Linked DNA regions of Mus musculus: region 2 is linked to region 1. The links are chromatin loops, found by intact Hi-C in ENCODE. Cell type or tissue: gastrocnemius. All regions are shown on one strand. Links, peaks and the distances in the headings refer to the core of each region. The heading gives the core; the rest is flanking DNA.

Evidence for each region. Peaks named below come from ENCODE experiments on the same cell type or tissue, not always from the same donor. Only the 100,000 strongest peaks of a DNase experiment are listed, where the experiment ranks them.
Region 2: it touches region 1 in a loop (2.6-fold over the local background); 2 of 42 quality-filtered maps call a loop at or near these places.

The regions. Positions count from the first base shown.
Region 1 is chr10:99,083,765-99,086,681 of GRCm38, forward strand. It overlaps the pseudogene Gm51755. Among named protein-coding and RNA genes, the nearest start is that of Poc1b, 22 kb to the right of the region's middle. In gastrocnemius, for the core only: a CTCF peak has its summit at 1,336 (motif pointing left); DNase peaks (open chromatin) are centred at 840, 1,042 and 1,334.
Region 2 is chr10:98,683,754-98,686,670 of GRCm38, forward strand. No RefSeq gene overlaps it. Among named protein-coding and RNA genes, the nearest start is that of Gm40750, 120 kb to the right of the region's middle. In gastrocnemius, for the core only: no CTCF peak of the experiment used is centred there; no DNase peak of the experiment used is centred there; H3K4me3 peaks cover 1,187 bases; H3K27ac peaks cover 1,538 bases.

The DNA of each region.
Region 1 (2,917 bases), core at 311-2,810:
AGCGATACCTCGGCACGTGTCACTTCTGTGCTAACAGTGCCCACAGCTGTGTAAGTTGTCCCTGTGTGGAATGCTCTTCAGCTAGGCACTTTGAGGGCTCCTTTCCAATACTTCATAGGTCAGCAGGTAAAGCTGCCGAGAGGAGGGTAGAGGTCAGTTACTGTGGGAATACGGAGAAGTCTGAACAGGCCAGAATAAAACGCATGTTCACATCCTGAAACCGTCCAAGGCAAAAACAATGATCATTATTGATTGGACTTCTTTTTTTTTTTCCATTATCAGTGAGAAAAATCTTATGACATTGGCTCATGGGCACCAAAGTTAAGGGATTTTCTAGGACGCAGTCGATCAGTGCTAAAACTGGAACAAACTGGAACTGCTACCTTAATCCGTAGCTATTATCAGGACCTTGTAGTCCTGCCCTGCTATTGCAGTGGAGGGACTATTTTAAGTAAAAGAATGCTGGTCTGGCACCAGATTCCTCCCCTATTCATCCACAGTCAATGGCTGATGTCATTTGTCGCAGCATTCTTTAAGTCCATCCTTGCAATCCGAGAGTCTCTTTTAGCATATGGGTCAGGTACCCACTATCAATCCATCCGTTAGAACACCCAGTGAGAGACTCTCTGACACTCTTGAATTAGAACTTTGGTCTCAAAGTCAGAAACTGAATTGGACCAAGTGAACCTTCCAGAACCTCTCTTGCTCCTACAGCCTTGGCCATTGCTGACATATTTGTGGCTAGCCTTCCGGGTTCCCTTGGGCTTGAATAAGCCCCAGATTTGCGTGCTCTGTCTCCTGCTGTAAGAGTGCCAAAGACTGGCCATGTGTCAGAAGAAATACAGCACACACCCCTGCAACATGAACAATCTGCCGGGTACTCTTCTCTTGGCTCTTTGTACATTTTTTGTTCTTGTTAGATGTATTTTCTATTTTCTACAGACACAGCCCTGACTTTATTAAGCCCTTGAAGACAGGGAAATCTTTGGCCCGAATGACTAACCCAGTAGCATGGGAGCGAGATAGTACAGGGCACAACCGTATGCGCGCGCGCGGTTTGAATGCAGGCTCGCTTCATCTCTGTAATGTAATTATTTTCTACCTGCTTCAATGACTTAGCGGAAATCAGGAACTTAGCAAACAGCAGATACTTAGTTCTGGCTTTGTTTGCTGCACATCAGTCCCGGTGTGGTGAATATAAGTGCGAAGGGGGAAGATCTCTATCCCAGACCCCAATCCCTTTATTCTTTTCCGCCAGACTCCATTGCCTAGGCAAAAGCTCCTTCCTTGCGCCCATGGCAATCTAGGTTCGCCTCCTGAAGGAGTGAAGTCCGGGAGCGCCCTCTAGAGGACAGCGGGGCTCAAAACCTCTGCTACATTACCGCTCACAAGATCTGTGCTGTGGTTTTATTTGTCCCTCCAAAGGTTGGTCCCTCCTCTTGTGTTCTGTTTGTCCTTCGAGATCTATTTCCATTTCTTTCTGCTTTGTTCTGGACCCCAGGCTGATGACCTTCCTTTGCCACCACCACTTAGCTTGATTTTAACCAGTAAAAGTCACCCGAGATGCATCGTTGAGATACTGTTTCTCTCAACTCCTCCAAGCCGGGCTGTTAGGGGTAGGTGGGCAGTGCTCCTCTACCCAACCCCACAGCTGCTCCCATGCAAACCCGCATGTTCTACCATGCCCAGCTCCTTGGTGTCAGCTCCCTGGACACAGAAATGACTTCCTGATGAGGCTAGCTAGCCTCGCGGTGGAAGTTCTGTCTTCAGCCTTGTGTCCCTTAGTCCTGGCTGTGCCCTTCTTTGTAAATAGCCCATGGGTCATGCTCTTCCCACTAGCCAGTCTGAGTATGCTTTATTTTCTGGTTCCTGTTGGGTTCTACTGATACTGTATGCAAAATCTTTGACCTAAGTCTTTTCTCTCTCCTACCTCCCCAATACCCTGTGAGCAATAAACCAATTACTGAAGTTTGCACAATGTAAGCATACTGTGTATATCTTAGGATTCTCTCCAGAATGCCTCCAGCAGGCAGGCCCTACTGTCTCTTGTTCAATTCCTACATAACCTACTTTCCCTCTACCTAGCTCCAATTCACTCTCTATTTAAAGCCTTCCACTAAAATGCTGCTTCTAACCAGGTCTTCCTAAACTTTGGTACACGTTTGTTGTTGTTGTTGTTTTGTTTTGTTTTCCTTATGTGCTTGGCATCTATGCAATTTCTATCCTATGAAGTAGCTGTCATATATTTGTCTGTCTTCACCTTTTCTTTAGTGTCTAGGAAGATCTTGGGTAGTTTAATTACATTCTGTGACTAGATTAATTAATAATGCCTAATTCAACCCACACACATCTCCTGAACCGTGGGGATTTCTTCACACGTGTTCTGCTCAGTGCTTTTGTTATATGATTGTGGGAAGGGATGTTGTCCCCTCCAACGTGAGGGGGCACACCCAGTTGCACCTGTCACTGGCAACCACCTCGTCACTAAGGAGACCGCTAGTGTGGAAAGAAAACTAGAGAGGAGGGAGGGCAGACTACAGAAGATCGTGGAAAGCAGAGTTGTGCCCTTGATCAAACTATGTCCAGCTGTCTTACAAGATGGTCTGTCTGGGATGGGACTTTTGTTTATAACCAAGTAAATATGTAACACTGGTGGTTAATTACTGTGGTGGCTTGAATGAAATTGACCCCCATAGGGTCATGGGAACTGGTACTGAGTCTCAAATACTCAAGCCAGGCTCAGCGTGTCCTTCTTCCTGTGGCCTGCCAATCCACATATAGAGAACTTCCAGCTACCTCTCCATCACCATGTTTGTCTGCATGCTACCCATTCTTCTTGCCATGAATAATAATGGATAATGATAATGGACTAAACCTCTAAACTGTAAGCCAGCCCCACTGAAATATTTTCCTTTAT
Region 2 (2,917 bases), core at 296-2,795, 400 kb before region 1:
CCTGAAGCCCAGACTCCTGAAATGTCAGCCATTCTACAGATGTCTCTTTAGGTACAACGGGTCAGGAATTGAACTAGGTTCCTGGGTTGGACCAGTGAACAGAGCATGCTCCTAACCTCATTCCACAAGCCAACAGATACGGAGTACTACTGCTATTTGTTGCACAATTGCAAGTATTTAAAGAGCTATCAAAGAGATTTCTCTGGACCAAGCTGCGGATGGACCACTACCGGTCTTTGTATGGCGATACTGAGATTAATTAACTAAATTGAATTCAGATGAACCTAGAAGACAAAATGAAGATTACCTTTAAAGGGGACTGTGAATTAAACAGAAGTCCCTAGGATAAAATCAGTTCTCCATAAATCCTAGCTATTCAACAGTGGCATGGAAATGTTTGCTTGTGGGATAAAAAACAGCCCTCCGTGCTGAGGGAGGGGACCGGCTGTTTTTACCATATACTAGTTCTTGCTTTACCCGAGTCACTTCTCTATAAATATGAAAACACTGTGCTGGCGCTTCACAGTTGTGTTTTTATGTTTCCTCTGACATCTCTCGAGTCAGCCGTAGGGGGAAGCCCCTTCCTTCCTGCCTGCTTTGTTTTGGTTTTGTGTTTCATACCTTTCCTGGCAACAGGGTCAGTGTAGTTCTCTGGTTACCATAGAATCCAGCTTGCCCTCCTAAGCGAATGTCCCAGGGAAATCAGCAAAGTACAGGAAGAGACACACTAAAAGTCCCTCACGCTCGCCCGCCCGGATTGAGTCAACGGGCACATTCCATTCACACTCGTCCAAAGGGCTTCTAGGTGGGGTCCAAGCTAATATGAGTGGCAGCTTCCAAGTTTTATTGCTTCAAATTCCATGATCTGTCAAATTGGTTTTTTATCTTTCTTTGCAAGATTGTAAGCAGTTTAAATGAGTCTCTTTATTTTACTATTCTTTCATTTGCTGACTAACTCCTTTATTGCTTCTTAAATGAACTCTGTGGCACTTTTAACTTATTCCCCAGCAAAAGGGAATTGGAAAAACGTTCTTGGAGAAAATGGTAAATAGAATACAGAGTAAGAGCGAAAAACAGACTCCATTAAGAGTGAGCATCGATGGGGAGAATGAAAACCTGAGCAGATATTCAGCAACGAGCCATCAAGAGCTGAGATTAAAGCAATGCAGATTGCACGTGCAAAAAAACATGCATTTCTAGAGACGGGAAAAAAACTCGCACTTTCTCAGACCATATTTTGTATAATCCACTAATAACCTTCCAAAGAAACTTTTTTTTGTTATTCTTATATTTTGAATGGCGAAATAGAAATGAAAGGGGTCACAAAACCAGAAAGCACTTTTTACAGGGCTCCAAATCCCTCAAGAAAAAAAAAATAATAACATTTTTTGTTATTTCACTGCCTTATGAAATCAATTAGAACTTGATAGCCTCTCGGGGAGATTAAATTTTTTTAAAAATACAAAAGAAAGGACAATGGGGTCACAATGGGGACACGGCACAAATGCAAAGTTACAAAGAGACAGAAGCACATGGAAAAAACAAAACAAAAAAAAAAAAAAACAAGATTCTTTGTTCCATTTTCCGTGCAGAGGATGGTGCCCTGACATTCAGGGAACCAGCTCTGTGCTTTCTCTTGGTGAAGAAAACATAAAGTTCCCTGGAACAGGCCTGGGGTTAGTAGACACTGTGTCCTGCTACAATAGCAATAGCCATCGATAAACAACCACTCACAACTTTCTGTCTTGGTTAAGCTGTTATCTTCGTCTGTAAAAGGCAACGTGGGCTTTTTTTGCGGTGCTTTTAAAAGAAAACAGTCTGCCTTTGATGGAATGTCATCTTTAAACTTTGCTTAGGAGTGTGAAGGCATTCTGTCAATATCTTGGAAACGAAATCTCTGAGAAGCAGGTTTCTGGCCCTAAGTTACATTATTTACCATTGACTTTTTTTTTTCTTGTCTACAAAGCAAGTGGGGATTGCAAGTAAGTTCCCTTTCAAAGAATTTCAGAGCTTTTCATCACTAACATCTGAGTATATGACTTAGGAAAATGCAGAACTGCAACACTTGTATAAATTATTTAATGGGAAAGTGCCAATCACTAAAGCATGTCATTCAGTAAAGCACAAGATCACGAATTTTCTAGGTCATATACTGGCCTTATGACTGCAGGGAGGTCGCCCAGTTAACAAAGTGCTTTCTTAGCAAGCCCAAGGTCCTGGGCTCAGTCCTTAGTACCATACAATTAATTAATTATCTATTTTCATTTTCATTTTAAAAATTAATTTATTAACTCACTTTCAAAAGTGACATCATGACAAATGACTGGAAAGACAGATATTAAAATCTTTCACTGTGGCTGTTAAAATTTAAGTATATCTATTAACCATCTTATTAACTATTAACTATTAACCATCTTATCCCTAGAAAAAGTCTTAACAATGTATCTCTTTTATTTCTGCATTTGCAAAACTAAAGTTAAAGGTGATATTTAAACCAGGAATAGGGGCATATGCCTATATTTTCAAAACTTGGGAAGCTGAGACAGGAGGATTAGGACTTCAAGGCAAACCTGGACTACATAGCAAAAAAGAAGGTTAAATTTAATAAAACATATTAACAATATTTTAGAATGCAAAATTCTCTGCTTTCTAAAAATGGCTTTATAGGGTCAGCTGTTAACACCCTATCAGAAGGTGAGTAGAGTCTGCCCATGTTGGACATTCAATGAAACTTACCAGTTTTCCTTTATGTACAATAGGAGTCAACCCACAATCATGGATGGAGGTTTTATAGACCATAAAGTAAACAATCTGTGTAAGATGGCTGAAGGTTTATAATTATTAACCAGGCAGAACCTGTGGACTCAATGTCTACATACACCTGCTTAGAAGAAAGAAAGAAAAAAAAGAACTGTTA